Regions from separate parts of the Homo sapiens genome. Here regions 2, 3 and 4 are each linked to region 1. Evidence: read pairs that join two places in POLR2A ChIA-PET (ENCODE). Cell type or tissue: MCF 10A. All regions are shown on one strand. Region 1 has its middle 16 kb from the start of COA6. Region 2 overlaps SLC35F3 (solute carrier family 35 member F3). Region 3 overlaps SLC35F3 (solute carrier family 35 member F3). Region 4 overlaps SLC35F3 (solute carrier family 35 member F3).

Region 1 (4,000 bases):
ACTTTGTGGCCAGGCGTGGTGGCTCATGCCTGTAATCCCGACATTAGGGAGGCTGAGGCAGGCAGATCACTTGAGTCCAGGAGTTCGAGACCAGCCTGGCCAACATGGCAAAACCCCATCTCTATTAAAAATACAAACATTAGCTAGGCGTGGTGGTGCATGCCCATAGTCCCAGCTACTCAGGAGGCTGAGGCATGAGAATTGCTTGAACCCCAGATATGGAGGTTGCAGTGAGCCAAAATTGCACCACTGCACTCTAGCATGGGAGACAGAGCGAGACTCTGTCTCAAAAAATAAATAAAAATAAAATAATAAAGAAATAAAAAATGAAATAAACTTTATACATAGACTACTATGATAAAAATAAAACTTAATTCCAAACAAGGTGGCCTTCTTTCCAAAAGCCCTCTGCCTATTGAAAGATAGCTGAGTGAGACTTAATGAGCTCTTCCTTCATATAATGACATTTGCTATATTTGGCCAACTTTCTGCTCCACCATTAAGCCCGATTATCTTTGCTGACACTTAGAGCACATTTACTTTAGATAGGAAATCGAAGGCCAAACAGAAGAGACAAAGTCCCTACCAAGTAAACATGGCCTCTCCCCAGAGTACCACACAAGATAATATATCACATTTTCTATAATAGACCTTAGGGGTTCAAATCCTGGATCTGCCATTTAGTAGCAATGTAATTTTTGACAAGTAATTCACCTCTCTATGTTTATTTCCTGTGAATTGTACCAAGTCTGCGAGGAAATCTATAGGTCATGCCCTACCTTCTTAAGAATCAGCTCTTAAGGAACAGTCATTAGTGTAATGTTAGGCAACAATTTTAGTGAACAGAAATCCCCAGAGCAACCAGAGAAAGCAGAGCACACTCTGTTCTGAGAACTCTTCAGTAAAATAGAAAGCATGTCCTGAACCAGACCCCAGGCCCTTCATTACACTACCCATCTCTGGTACTTGGAAGATCATGAGATAATAGCCTAGGGGCTATAATAGCCCCTAGCCAGAGGCCCATTTACTAACCCCACTGGTATAAATGGAAAAAGTTTTATAATTTAACTCATTAAACTTAATGCAAAAGTATAACATAATTAGGAAACACACCTTTGATTTCTCTAAAGATGAAAATACATCTGGGGATTGAAAATCTATGAGGTGTGAAGGAAAGGAGACAGAATATTAGCTACCACACTTATTTGCATATCTTTTTTTTTTTTTTTTTGGAACCATGTGCGCCTTTATTAGCTGAGCCACTACTTGAGAGGGATGAAGCAGAAGGAGTGGGTGGCGCCGATGCCGGACCGGCATTGCTTTACGGGCTTGTAGGTGATGGAGAACTCGCCCAGGTAGTGGCCAATCATCTCGGGCTTGACCTCCACCTGGTTGAAGGTCTTGCCGTTGTGGACGCCCACCATGCTGCCCACCACCTCGGGCAGGATGATCACGTCCCTCAGGTGCGTCTTCACCACTTCCGGCTTCTCCATGGGCGGCGCCTCCTTCTTGGCCTTGCGCAGGCGCTTCAGCAGGTAGTGCCGCTTCCGCCGCAGGCCCCGGTTCAGCCGCCGCCGCTGGCGCGCACTGTACAGCTGCATCAGCTGTTCGTAGGACATGTCCAGCAGCTGGTCCAGGTCCACGCCGCGGTAGGTGAACTTGCGGAAGGTCCGCTTCTTCTTCTGCTCTACTTCTGCCATCTTGCCGGATCCTCAGAAAGAGCTATTTGCATATCTAAAGGTTGTTTTCCTGATGAAAGCAATCACCATTGTTAACAGATGTGAGCGTAAATGGCTAACCATCATGATCAAGAAAGTTTCAGCTGATAATAAGCTTCAGTATTACTTAGATAATGCTCTTTTATACTATTAATATTCAAGGTATTTATTTAAAACAGACCAATGGATTTCCATGAAAACCTTCTCTATTGCCTAAGTGACTAAGGTTCATGCTGGCACTACTAGATTATTTTAAAATTTTCAGGAAATTCAGGCCTACTTCGATTTTTAAAATCATGCATCCTGGTTAAGTTAAAACTCTATTTCACTCTTCTCCCAGGTCACATTTAAAACGTTTCATATAACCTCAAAAAACACAAGCAAAAAATGAAGTCTCTAATTGAGCTTGTGAATTCTACAACTCTTCCTACTAACCAAGTGGATATTAAAGGGGGTACAAATACCTGAAGGTTTTATGAAGGATTTATTTGATAAAATTCATAATGTATTTAGTTTTCAATCAAGCTTCAAAACATAGAATGATGATTCAAATGTCTGGGACAGGAAAGTCACTGCAATTTCAAGGAACTCACAGTAAGTGTCAAGAGCCTCATCCCTGAGGCTTGGTGAAAGGTTTAAATAAGATAATGAATGTAAATCATGTGTACTGACTACATAGTAAGTAATCAATAATATCTGCTACTATCATTGAAAACTATGGACTGGATGCCATTATACATGGGAGTTCTGTGGTTAGATAAGCATAGCCCAAAGATTCTTAATAATCACCAACCTGGAGGGAAGTCACTGTTAGGGATATGATGAGGGCTATGAATTTTGTATGCTTTGATAGTCTAGTTAGAAAAGCATAATTGAAGATGTCTATCAAACCTGCAGGGGGTGGCAGTGCTAGAAGAGATAATTCCATAGTTTGAATGACAGACTCAAGATCAAAAGGAGCTCAGACTGAGATGATGGGCTATAATAAACAAGATATTTAAGCATGTTATTCTCCTGCTTAATTACTTTCAGTGGCTTTCTGTTGCTGACCACTGAATGCCCTCATGTCTCAGCATGGCATTGAGTACCCTCTACATTAGAACCTTGTCTGGATTTTTTTGGTATCTCCCACCACTACCCTACAGATGCCCATCTCTTTATCTGAGCTTCTTCTTGTTCCCAGATCTTGCCCCTACCGTACTACCTGTTTCTTCTTGCTATAGACTGAATGTTTGTGTTCCCCAACCCCAAATTCATATGCCCAATGTAATCCCCAATGTGAGGGCATTTGGATTGGAGGTAAAGCCTTTGGGAGATAATTAGTTCATGAGGGTGGAGTCCTCATGTATGGAATTCGTGCCCTTATACAGGAGACCCCAGAGAGCTCCCTTGCCTCTTCCACCTTCTGAGGACACAGGAACCAGGAAGCAGGCTCTCAACAGACACCAAATCTGCCAGCTCCTTGACCTTGGACTTACCAGCCTCCAGAACTCTGAGAAATAATTTTTGATTTTTTATAAGCCACCCAGTTTGTATTAGTCTTTCCTACACTGCTATTAAGAACTACCTAAGACTGGGTAATTTATAAAGAAAGAAAGGTTTAATTGACTCACAGTTCCACAGGCTGTACAGGAGGCATGACTAGGGAGGCCTCAGGAAACTTACAGTCGTGGCAGAAGGCAAAAGGGAAGCAAGCGTGTTTTCAGGTGGTGGCAGGAGAGAGAGAAAGAGTAAAGGGGGAAGTGCTGCACACTTTTAAATAACCAGATCTTGTGAGAACTCTGCCACAAGATAGCACTAGGGAGATGGTGCTAAATCATAAGAAACCATCGATCCAATCATCTCCCACCAGGCCCCACCTCCAACGTTCAGATCACAATTCAACAGGAGATTTGGGTGGAGACACAGAGCCAAATCATATCACAGTTTATGGTATTGTTACTGCAGCCTGAACAGGCTAAGATGGTGCCGGCCTGTCTCCCACCTGTTTCTGAACATCCTATTCATCCTGTTTGGCTCAACTCAAAAGTTACTTCCTTCATGAAGAAGTTCCCAGTCCCCCAAAATCAAATAAGCACCAAGTCTGCCCTCGAGTGCCACCTATCTCACACCACTGCCTCATATTGGATGTCTTGGTGACCTTGGTCAGTCCTCTTATTAACTTCCAAGTCTCTTAAAGGCAGGAACTGTTTCCATTATGCAGACTGCATTCTTAAAAGTATTCATGAAACAAATAAATAAATGATATATGTGAAGTCCTCTGTTCGTGGCCAAACCAAAAT
Region 2 (4,000 bases), 170 kb before region 1:
TATCATTTCTCTGTGTAAGCTTGATGTTTTCAGTATTCAAACTATTTTATGTGGTTTGTAAAGTTGACAAAACAGTGGCTTCTGGAATGAAGCATGTTTTGAGCCTACACACTGTGAGACCTATGACTTTAATATTTAGCAGTGATAGAGAAAACCACCCAAGGAATGCTTATTTAATGGGCAGGAAATTTTCGAGGCTATGAGACCTGACATTTTGTCTTTTTTGTCAGCGCCGTCCCATAGTGCCTGATGCATGTTGTTTTTCTCATAGAAGGAACGTGGGAATGCTGCCGCAGGCCAGAGCAGGTGGGAGGAGTGTGGAGCCCATCCTGGCTCTGGGATGACCAAAGGCCAGCACACAGTTTCCAGGGCCTCTACATATTTGTTCCTCAAAGGGAACTGAGGACTCAGCTCCGCAGGCCATGGTGGAGAATAGGTGAAAGAGCCCATGATGAATAACTATTTATTGAAAATCTACCACACACGTGACATTGTCCTAGATATGATAGTCCCTTGGTACTCAAAGTGTGGTCCCTAGACAGACCAGCTTTGACATTACCTGACAGCTTATTAGAAATGCAGAATCTCAGGGCCTGCCCCCAGAGAGACTCACTGAGTCAGACTGCATTTTAACAAGATCTTGGGCATTTGTACCACACACTGCATCTGAGAAGCATTCTATGGAGAACACCAAGGTGGGCACAGTCCCTGCGAAAAAGCAACCCTGCAACAGGAGGGAAGCTACATAATCATAATGTTATGAATCTAAACAATACATCGAGGGAGAGTAAAAGACACAGGAATGATTATGAGACAAATACTTGCAGAAGGAGGAGGGAGCTCTACAAGATGGGGTGACCAGGAAAGGCATTCTGGGGTGGGGGTGTACGCTGGTTCTGGGAAGTTGGGTAGGATTAGAGCCAAGGAGAAGGAGAGGACACTTTGGGAGGCAAAACCATCACCAGAGGTGAGAAGGGACACCCGAGATGTGTCCCAGGATCGCTGAATATCCAAATGTGTCTGAAGCCAATCGCATTGCTCAGCTCTTTGCTGGACTCTTCACTACGAGGAGTAGAAAGAGGCAGCCCTGCAGAAAAGTGAATGTTCTAGGAGACTAGCAAATACATTTCATTTTGTAATTTTAAGTTAGGCCATTCCAAAAGGTCTATTTATTATTCATTAATTAGTAGCTTGTGTAGTACCTAAGGCATTAATGCTTCTTCTGGGGTGGAACCCTTGGCTAGCCTGCCTTCACATGGCTGGGGCACTCCAGTGACCTCTGTCCTGGATGCTGAGCTGACTGCTCCTCCCCTGGGGCCACTCTGAAAAGCCATCTCTGCTTTACAGAATACCCAGGGGTGATGGCAGGGACTTGGAAGGGGATACTTAAGGAGTCCTCAAATGTGGACCTAAGGTATTGATTCTGAAGATATTCAGTGCTGTGTTACCATTCATCACATCACCATTTGGATACCCGCTGAATTGCAGGTCTGTGCCAATAATGCATTGATTTTATAATATGTTTGCTCTGTTATTATCCCTGTATGAAGAAGAGATTGTCCCCTTTTGTTTCAAATTCTAACCATTTTTTTATCATCACTCTCTTTGAGCAACTCATGATGTCCTGCTGGTTTTAACGTTCACTGTCTGTAAAAAGATTCCTAGTTTACCTACTGACTGCCATAGGCTGAGTGCCGCGTAGACAGTTTGTCTGAAGGCAGCATTTTAAGGAGGTCCCCACTAACAGAGATAGAAACAGGCACCAGGGAAGGGTTGCTGGCAATATACTCAGCTGCAGCGAATGTTCTTACCTACAGGTGTTTGGAGTGTGATTCACCCAGCAGGGCGCAGATTGACTAAGCAGTCTCATTGCATTAATATCCCTGGCACCTCATTTGAGGTGAGATATGACTTGCTTCAAAGCATTGCTCAAGCATGCAGTGGGCTCCGCTCTGCTGAGTCAGACTCATGATGTTGGCCAAATGCTCCTGGCTTTGGCTGTCAAGACCAAGTGAACTTTAACAACTGACCAGTATTTGTTTTTTAAGGCATGGCCAGCAAACAGAGATTCAGCGGAAGGACTGATGCCAAATTTCAGTGGATGCGTAGCAAACCCTGAGCAAAGGGCTGACTTTGCCCCTCTGCTCTGAGAAGGAGACAAGCTGGGTGCCGTCTCCTAGCCCTGATCTCTCCTCCCAGTCCTTCTGAATTCTTGCCCTAGGCCAACCTGGCACCTCATTTGAGGTGAGATGTGACATGTGCCCTGAGACTCTGAAGTGTCAAGTGGTAGGTGGAGAGGGAGCACATGCCATCAGGATCTCAGATAGTCTGTTCTGTTGACACAACTTGGGTCTGATCATGGGTCCACCATCTTAATAATTATTTTAAATAACACTGGTAGTTGTAGGGACTCCGTAAAGTCAACATGCTGGACCAGGTATCCCATGTACATTAGCTCCTTTAAACCTCACAGCAACCTGCAGGGTAGGTATTATTGACATATTGATGGAATACTATGGGAAGAGGCCCCATAGTGAGCCTGAGACTTCAGAAATGCTCAGGGCTGTGGAGCTCCTTCCTTTTTGGTTGTTGTTGTTTGGTTGGTTCTGATGTGCTCTCACTCTTTGCTTTCTAACCTGGCTCTGCATCCTGTGTCTCTCTCATTCCTCCTTCCCCATCTCAGGTACTCTAGCTTTTCCTGCCCTCCCTTGCACAGCCAGACCTCCTGGCTCTGTGGATCCAGGGGAATTGGCCTGAATCACAGAGAAACTCCCTTATCAGGAAGGGGAAATTGATGATGGGCTCTTGTCAATGTTGATGCTTTCCATCTGCACCTCTTTAGGGATACCAGCTGCTGCCTGCCAGCCCCAGGTGATGTGAAAGGAACAAGCAACCAACCACCACACAGCGGTTTGTAAATTGTATACTATACCTAAAGTTCCCAACCTCCTAGGCGAATGGAAAACCCACCATTCTCACTTGCACAAATGCAAAGTTGTTCAAGAAGTGACTCAAATGGGGAAGAAGAGAGGATCCCAGGCACAGAAGGTATGAAAGAGCAGCTCCAAGGAGAGGGGGGAAAATGGCGGACAGGAGGCAGGACTAAATTGCAGCTTTCACTCGGATGGATAGAGCAGCATGTCGGGAGTCACATTGTGAACTTCTGCTCCAAGAACTACTGCAGGAATATACCAGGAAAGCCAAGAGAATCCACAGACCCTTTGAAGGAAGCGGATTACTCCCGCAGGACCCAGGAGACAGCCCAAATACTGTGCATGCCCAAACTGTGAAAGTGGGAAAGGAGGATCATCCGCCCATGAACGCGTGCCCTCACTGGGGAACCTGAAAGTCCAGATCATGGGAGAAGGATTTGAGCTGAGACAATGTAGACACCTGAGTGAACTACAGAGGTAGAGGAAGCAGCAGGAAAAGCCCTGCAGTCTCTCTGGGTCCCCATGTAAGCCATTTCTGACTTGTCTCACAGGGGTCCCTGGGGAGGGCTGCCAGAGGAACTGGGAAAAGACTACAGGGAGAAGGAAACCTCCAGCTGAACTTTGTAACAATTACAACCAGAGTTTCCTAGCCAGAACTCCGGGTAGGGCATGAATCTGATGTGCAGACTCAACAGGTGGGGAGGCATGAAAGGCCAGGCGCGGTTTCTCAACGCCTGTAATCCCAGCACTTTGGGAGGCCGAGGCGGGCGGATCACGAAGTCAGGAGATCGAGACCATCCTGGCTAACACAGTGAAACCCCGTCTCTACTAAAAATACAAAAAATTAGCTGGGCATGGTGGCACATGCCTGTAATCCCAGCTACTTGGTAGGCTGAGGCAGGAGAATCGCTTGAACCCGGGAGGCGGAGGTTGCGGTGAGCCAAGATCGGGCCACTGCACTCCAGCCTGGGCAACAAGAGCGAAACTCCGCCTCAAAAAAAAAAAAAAAGTCCTGCTTGCTTTCTCAGCCTGGAGGCTGGTAGCCTGGTGCAAGTTCTGAGCCCTGT
Region 3 (4,000 bases), 120 kb before region 1:
GTTTAAGGTGCGGGTTTGAAGAATAACAGCCATTTAAATAACTGCCATATGAGTGTAATTATGACTTTTATGCGGTCATGATACCTGAGGCTGGAATTATCAACAAGGGATTTGGTAACATTTTTAGCTTAAGTGCCATGGTCCCTGTGAATATTTGCAAGATAGATGTGACAGTGAAATCAAAGGTGGGAAGCAATGAAGGATGGTCTCCCAGAGGAGCATCCTTCAACTGGTGGATTTTGAGGATCAGTTAATCTTTGTGCGGGTCAGATGAGAAGGAGGGCCCATGTAGGCGGCATACAAAAGTCACAAGTGTGTACGGATTTGCAGGATGTAACCAGTATGCTCAGGCACCACCCCATCCTATCCCAATGTAAGAAATGTGGAGCCATTTCTTACTTTCCATGTGGTTTTTCATCGAGTCAAGACTAGTAAGCCAGCCGATAGGCACATTGAAACTTAAAAATCTCACCACATTTAGCAAAGGATCATCTGCACAGAGACCTGGAAAGATCAAAAAAGGACTTTGAGGATTCTCTGATCCAACTTATTCATATTATCAATGAGTCCAGAGATGCTCAGAGAAAGGGCAAGAGAGCCCTGTGCTCTGCAGCCTCAGACCTCTCCAGAAATACTACTAGGAAAGAAGTGGGTCAGCGCTATCTGTCCTTATAGGAAGGAACCTGGAGGCGGTGCCTGGGCAGGTTGGAGCAACAGAGGTAGGAGTGCTACTAGCCCATGCTGGGACATTGTGATAGATGATAAGAACATATGCTTGCCATTAGATAGTTTGGGCAGGAAACTCATCTCTTCCTTTATTTGGCAACATGGTCATAGGTAAGTCAACTGAAAGCTCTTAGTCTCAGCTCTTACTTGAAAAAAATGGAGACTTTAATTCCCACTTCCAAAGGTCACTGTGGGATTGAGTGTCCCTCCTGTGGGCTCCCACAGCTTCTGTGTAGATCGTGTTTGAAATGAACAAAATTAAACACGATGGTGTGTAAAAAGTTCTAAACTGTTCTTGGTCCAGGGATTTCCTAACCATCTTTGATTGACTCCTAACGTGGATACCAAAACTCATTCAAACCATGCCTACTGCTCTCTCTAAATCATAAAGTGATGATGATGATGTCATAAAATGATGCTGATAATGATAATGATTATGAGGTCATAAAATGATGAGGGGGAGGGCTGGGCATGGTGGCTCATGCCTGTAATCCCAGCATTTTGGGAGGCTGAGTCGGGCGGATCACTTGAGCCCAGGAGTTCGAGACCAGCCTGGCCAACATGACGAAACCCCGTCTCTACTGAAAACACAAAAATTAGCTGGACGTGGTGGCATATGCCTGTAGTCCCAGCATTTTGGGAGGCTGAGTCGGGTGGATCACTTGAGTCCAGGAGTTCAAGACCAGCCTGGCCAACATGACAAAACCCCATCTCTACAGAAAATACAAAAATTAGCTGGACATGGTGGCACGTCCCTGTAGTCCCAGCTACTTGGGAGGCTGAGATAGGAGAATCACTTGAATCCAGGAGGCAGAGGTTGCAGTGAGCCAAGATCATGCCGCTGCACTCCAGCCTGGGTGACAGAGTGAGACCCTCTCTGAAAAAAAAAAATAAAAAAGCCAAATATGTATATATATAAAATGACAAGGAGGAGGTCCTAAAATGATGATGATGATCATGAGGTCATAAAATAATAATGATGATGATGATAACATAGTAGAACCCCAGGTAACTGAGTCTTCCTCCTTATGAAGATTCAGTTCAGATTAACCAGGTAGCTGATTTGGAGCCCACAGCAAGAAGGACAGCATTGTGCCCTGTCATTGTTTTAGGCTGTTGCAGGAGGAAGGAGCCTTTCTTGGCAGAGATGAACTTTGAGACAAGTCCTGACAGGAGGGGCAGAGAACTGATGTGGAACTTATCATTGTCATGACCTTCCAGGATATGAGCTGAAAGCCAGATGGAAATGTGAGGTGATCCATTTGTCTAGAAAGCAATGTCCTGTCAAGCTCTTGATGCTTTTTATTTTTCTAAAGCTTAAAAGCAAAAAGGAGAAAACATGCTAGTGCCATACAGAAGCTAAAGCAGATGTGTTTCTTTTCTTTCTTTTCTTTTCTGCTGGCACCCCTTTTGCCTTTATTGTATACAAATCCTAGCTAAATTGGAACGACCACCCTGCCCTTCATAGAAACAGACATTATACGGGCTTCCCAAATAACTAACCCACTTTCCTGCCACATGCGGCACAGGGGTACATACAAGTGTTGTACGCACAGGAGGCTCCAGGGATATAGAAAGGAATGAGACCACGTGTGGAGGGAAGGGACCTGAGCTTTGACTCAGGCTTGTTCCAGTTCTCAGATCCACTGTTTACACCCCACATGACTTTGGGTAAGTTATTTGTAAGGGCTCCTGCAGCTTCCGTTTTCTCATATTTAAAAATGGATCCAGGACAGCCGCGGTGGCTCACTTCAGTAACCCCAGCACTTGGGAGGCAGAGGCGGGTGGATCACCTGAAGTCAGGAGTTCAAGACCAGCCTGACCAACATGGCAAAACCCCATTTCTACTAAAAATACAAAATTAGCTGGGCATGGTAGCACATGCCTGTAATCCCAGCTACTTGTGAGGCTGAGGCAGGAGAATTGCTTGAATCCGGAAGGTGGAGGTTGCAGTGAGCTGAGATTGTACCATTGCACTCCAGCCTGGGCAACAAGAGTGACACTCTGTCTCAAAAAAAAAAAAAAAAAAAAATGGAGACAATAATGCCTGTTTACACGGTGGGCTACAAGGTTTGGGGTGCAAATCAGCTCGCCTGGAACATGGCCCTGGGTCAGTGCTGCAGTAACAGTGGTCACTGGTACCCCTGCTGCTGGTCAATGATTACCCGAGTGGTGATTATTATTGCTGTTCATCATCCAGTCTTCCTTGATGGCCTTTCTGCACATGCCATATTTCTTTGGGTAATAATCCATTTCTAATTGAGCCACAGGGTAAAGGCTTTTTGGCACTGGCATTCTCTCCCATATTATTTTGTGATATCACATTCCACATAAGCTTTGCTTGGCTAATGAAACAGGAGCCAGTGGGAACAGGAATCGTGGGAAATTGCTATGCTGGATTTTTAAACCAAAATCAAATCACATGCTTTTGGATAGCCAGTGTCTGTGCTAAGTGCTCCATAAGTCAGCCTCCAGTTCACCAGAATGCAGCTGTGTCTACTTCAAGCATGAACCAGAACAGATGGGGCCACATGCCTACCCCATCTTGGGCCAGGCCTCCCTTCCACCCGCTTCCCAGCCTGCTCTAGATCTGGTCCTGAAAGAGAAGGGGGCTCCACAAGGAGGGTCCCTAGGAAACTTCCTCTGATGCGTTTTCCAGCCTGGGTCATCCCATTCAAAGAGAGGTTCCAGCTGTGAGTGGGTTCACTGTGTCTTTCAGCTGGTGAACTTGTTCTCGGAAAGCTCTTAATTATTTAAAGTGCGTATTGGTTTTTGTGGCCACACCTCATACTGTCTAGCTGAGTTCGTTAAAAAAGACAAAAAATCCAATTGGCCAGAGGAATCTCCCTTTTCTGATATTTGGGCAAGTTCTATTCATATGCTTCCTGGATCATTTAAAATACAACTATACTAATTACATACACCTCCTAGGCTGGATTCTTTGTTGAGCAGAGAGAAAACAAAGATGATTTATGTACTTAATGTAACATTCAGGAGTGCATCAGAAGCATTTCACGCTTTTCTTACCTAAGTGCCTTATTTTATGACACTTACATTTAATGAGTTACTCTCAATCATATATACTTTATTAATTTATGACAAAATAAATTAAAAGCACTGGATATTAAAGCTCCCTTGTTGCAGGAACACATCATTAGAAACACTAGATAGCATTATTTTGCTACATGTTTCTCAGGGAAAAACAGAAGAGAACTTTGTCAAAGAAAGACTTTAAGTGTTTCACCAACAAAATGGAGACAGGCTTATCAGTATT
Region 4 (4,000 bases), 220 kb before region 1:
GAAGCATTTGCTGCTTAGATATTCTTCACAGTAAGCAGGAGTAATACCATGTCTGTGTACTTTGGAGTCAGACCTGAAGTTCAGTTTCAACATCTATCTTAAAAACAACTTTAGGTTACACTATATAACATTGCCACTTTTGTAGGTTAAAATAAATTGCATATTGTCAATTTTGTATGGCTGTATCTCTATAATACTTATCTCAGAAGTTGTGGTGAGGATTAAATAAGACAATACACCTGAAACTACATTACTTTCCCTTTCAATGGATCTTCAGTTAATACTGGGGCTTCTCGGTTTCCACCAGCCCATTCTGGCAGAGGAGGAGGAGGGTCAATGGTTCTCAGATACCTTCCAGCAAAGAAGGGGTAAATATATGCACACTCAAGACCAGCTTTTCCTCTTCCTCACTGAGAAGGACCAAGAGAAGAGGTGCTGAGGGCACAGTTTCAATTTATGTGGATTTGGCAGGGAGAGTTTATACCAAAACACACAGAATCAAGAAGTGAACTTGTTTTTGTTTTACAGACAGAGTCTTGCTCTGTCATCCAGGCTGGAGTGCAGTCATAGCTCACGGCAGCCTTGACCTCCTGTGCACAAATGATCCTCCCACCTCAGCCTTCCAAGTAGCTGTGATTATAGGTGTGCGCCACCATGCTTAGCTAATTTTTTATTTTTACTTTTATAGAGATGGGTGTCACTATGCTGCACAGGCTGGTCTTGAACTCCTGGCATCAAGTGATTCTTCCTCCTCAGCCTCCCAAAGTGTTGGAATTATACAGGCGAGAGCCACTGCCCCTGGCCTTGTTGCTTTGGAAGAAAGAATATAGCCATTGTTTAAGAGCCTTGACTCAAGCCAAACAAATCCTACTCTTCTCCGTCTTCATCTCAGTTTTGTCATCTTTCTGGTGTGATGCTACTTGTTTCTTGAGGCTGTTGTGAGGATTAAAGAGTTTTGCAAAGCATTTTTGGTAGTGACTATTTGTACAGTAAGCACTTATATACAGTACCTCTTGACTGTGGCTACTGTTGACTTTTGTTTAGGCAAAGTGGCACTGAGGTCAGACAGACTGAGGAAGACAACCTCTTTATGTCCTTCTAACAACCCTATATGATTCCCAAAGTGGCCATTTCTTCTAAGGTGGGTAAAAGTTGGTGGTCACAAGACTAAACTCTATTACTTTATTATTAGATGTAGTTGCATGTAGTTGTTCCTTTCTTGAGACATTAGGAAAAAATGTTTAAGAAATGTAGTATGTTATCACTGATATCTCTTCCAGGACATGGTGGGATAGGTGTAGAAGGCTCAAATGGACAACGCAAATTGTAGCTCCACTTCTTCCTGAAATAATACTGTAGATCCCAAAAAGATAGACACATTATACTTTTTAAAAATCCTCTAAGTAAAGGCACTCTACAATAGTCTATGAAAATGTAATATGGGACACACTTATAGTTTTTATATCGTCCTTTTACATAAAATTGTTCCTTTCCCATGCGTAAAAAAGAATACAGTCGTCCCCACTTATCCTTGGTTTCACTTTCCATGGTCAAGTTGCCCGTGGTCAAGTGCGGTCAGACAATATGACATCACTAGTCTTGTAAAATAAGGGTGACTTGGCCCGGTGCGGTGTCTCACACCTGTAATCCCAGCACTTTGGGAGGCCGAGGTGGGCGGATCATGAGGTCAGGAGTTTGAGACCATCCTGGCCAACATGGTGAAACCCCGTCTCTACTAAAAATACAAAAATTAGCCAGGCATGGTGGCACACGCCTGTAGTCCCAACTACTCAGGAGGCTGAGGCAGGAGAATCGCTTGAACCCGGGAGGCAGAGGTTGCAGTGAGCCGAGATGGTGCCCCTGCACTCCAGCCTGGCAACAGAGCGAGACTCCATCTCAAAATAATAAAATAAAATAAAATAAAATAAAATAAAATAAAATAAAATAAAATAAAGTAAGTGACTTGAACACAAGTACTGAGATACTGCAACTGTCTATCTGATAGCAGATCTGGCTACTAAGTGACTAATGGGCAGGTAGTGTATACAACATGGATATGCCGGACAAAGGGGTGATTCACATCCTGGGCAGGATGGCAGAGATCCTCTCGCACTACTCAGAACAGAGCACAATTTTAAACCTATGAGCCGTTTCTGGAATTTTTCCATTTACGTCACAATGCCTATGTTATTTATCTCATCTCATTTCATCTCATCACGCAGGCATTTAATCATCTCGCATCATCACATGGAAGAAGGGTGAGTACAGTACAATTAGATATTTTGAGAGAGAGAATATATTCACATAAATTTTATTATAGGATATTATTATATTTGTTCTATTTTACTATTAGTTCTTGTTAATCTCTCTCTGTGCCTAGTGAATAAATTAAACTTTATTATAGGTAAGTATGTATGTGGGAAAAAAACATAGTAGTTGCAGGATTCGGTACTGGCCAGTTTCACCCATCCAGTGGGGGGTCTTGGAACATATCCCCATAGATAAGGGTGTCTACTGTAGTGGAATGATATCCTCTGATCTGCTTCTCCCCATTCAATCTAGACGCTTAGGCTTCGGTAAATCACACAAAAGTTCAGAAACGGCAGACGAACACTCAGGGGGATGCTCATAATAAAAATTCGGCAATGGAAACTATGCGATGTATTGTCTTACTCACCCCTCCTTTGTATATCTCGAAGTCAGGTTCAAGGCAAGCTACGGAACCTCCTTGCTCATTTAAAAAATAAAAAGAGGCTGACCCTGTTTATCTCACAGGCCTACCCTGGTAAATTTTGCCCAAATGAAATTCAATTTAAGCCTCAAGTTGCCAAGGAGTCACCATTCTCCTGGGTTGGCAAAAGGGTTTACTTATAGAATCCTTGATGTGTATGCTTGAAAATTTCAAAGAGAGAAGAATGACAAGGGTCATGGCAGCTGTTAATTGGACTAGATTACATTTATCATTAGGCATTTTCCACAGGGTATCAATCTAATTATGGAGCGACCATGTAGTGGAACAAAGATCATTTTTCAAAGCAGTCACTGAGGATGGGCCCTGCAGAATGACAGTCAGCCTCTTCTTGTTTGACATGCAGATGGTGTCCTCCCTGGCATTTTTATTGGGTAATATATTACCATAAGAAGGTCTATGATAAGTGAAAAAGTAAAACTTGGGATAATTAGGGAGTTTTATAAGCTAATGAGTCATGTCCTTTCAATAGCTTCTTGGAATGTTCAGTATGGCTCCAGCTCTACATGGTGCATGTGGAGACCCGGGCCCTAGACCCTGCCCCTCACAGGTCCTGCATGGTGAACAACTCCCCTTTCTCCCCCTTTTTTAAAACTTTACTAAGGGTTAATTGGTATACAAAAAGTTTCACATATTTCGTACATACTTCTTGATGAGTTTGGATATATACATACACCTGTATGTAGACATCACCACAATCAAGGTACTAAACATGTCCACCACCTCCAAAAATTTCCTTGTGTTCTTTTGCGCATTTTGTTTTGTGCTAAGAACACTTAGTCTGATATCTATCCTCCTAACGGTGGCTTTACATTGCCTTTTCAGAGAAATTCCAAGCTACTTCACAAAGGCCTCCTGGTCTACTCAGCCCACCATGTTAGCTTATCTTTGGAGAACTCGCTTCAGCTCACATCAGAGTTCTGCCCATCGGACCACTTGCTAAGTCCTCTCTACCTCCCACACCTTTGCCCATGTTAAACCTTTTGCCTAAAATACTCCTCTGGCTCCTTCTGTATGCCCTTAGCCCTAACTCTTTTGCTTAGATAACACCTACTCATCCTAGGATCTTTTCCTCAAGGCAGCCAGCCCTCCTCACTCATGCCATCCACTGAGAGCACCCAAAGTGCCTTACTGACATATCACTTATTTCACTGTATTGTAATTATCCTTTGTCCCCCATTAGATGCAGCGAAGCGTGCATCTCTCTTCTTCACCACTGTCTCCCCCTCTGCCTGGTAGATGGTAGCCCCT

The links. ChIA-PET counts read pairs that join two places held together with the same protein. Peaks named below come from ENCODE experiments on the same cell type or tissue, not always from the same donor. Only the 100,000 strongest peaks of a DNase experiment are listed, where the experiment ranks them.
Region 2: POLR2A ChIA-PET joins it to region 1 with 5 read pairs; 1 of 35 experiments calls an interaction of 5 or more read pairs at or near these places.
Region 3: POLR2A ChIA-PET joins it to region 1 with 5 read pairs; 1 of 35 experiments calls an interaction of 5 or more read pairs at or near these places.
Region 4: POLR2A ChIA-PET joins it to region 1 with 5 read pairs; 1 of 35 experiments calls an interaction of 5 or more read pairs at or near these places.

Annotation. Positions count from the first base shown.
Region 1 is chr1:234,355,442-234,359,441 of GRCh38, forward strand. It overlaps the pseudogene RPS15P2. Among named protein-coding and RNA genes, the nearest start is that of COA6, 16 kb to the right of the region's middle. RefSeq lists enhancers at 1,256-1,375, 1,416-1,515, 1,566-1,675, 1,696-1,745. In MCF 10A, no CTCF peak of the experiment used is centred here; a DNase peak (open chromatin) is centred at 1,520.
Region 2 is chr1:234,184,311-234,188,310 of GRCh38, forward strand. All of the region lies in intron 2 of SLC35F3 (solute carrier family 35 member F3), which reads left to right. Among named protein-coding and RNA genes, the nearest start is that of SLC35F3-AS1, 87 kb to the right of the region's middle. RefSeq lists an enhancer at 3,943-4,000. In MCF 10A, no CTCF peak of the experiment used is centred here; a DNase peak (open chromatin) is centred at 1,901.
Region 3 is chr1:234,238,999-234,242,998 of GRCh38, forward strand. All of the region lies in intron 3 of SLC35F3 (solute carrier family 35 member F3), which reads left to right. Among named protein-coding and RNA genes, the nearest start is that of SLC35F3-AS1, 32 kb to the right of the region's middle. In MCF 10A, no CTCF peak of the experiment used is centred here; a DNase peak (open chromatin) is centred at 1,893.
Region 4 is chr1:234,138,049-234,142,048 of GRCh38, forward strand. The region is part of intron 2 of SLC35F3 (solute carrier family 35 member F3); the gene reads left to right. Among named protein-coding and RNA genes, the nearest start is that of SLC35F3-AS1, 130 kb to the right of the region's middle. In MCF 10A, no CTCF peak of the experiment used is centred here; a DNase peak (open chromatin) is centred at 2,113.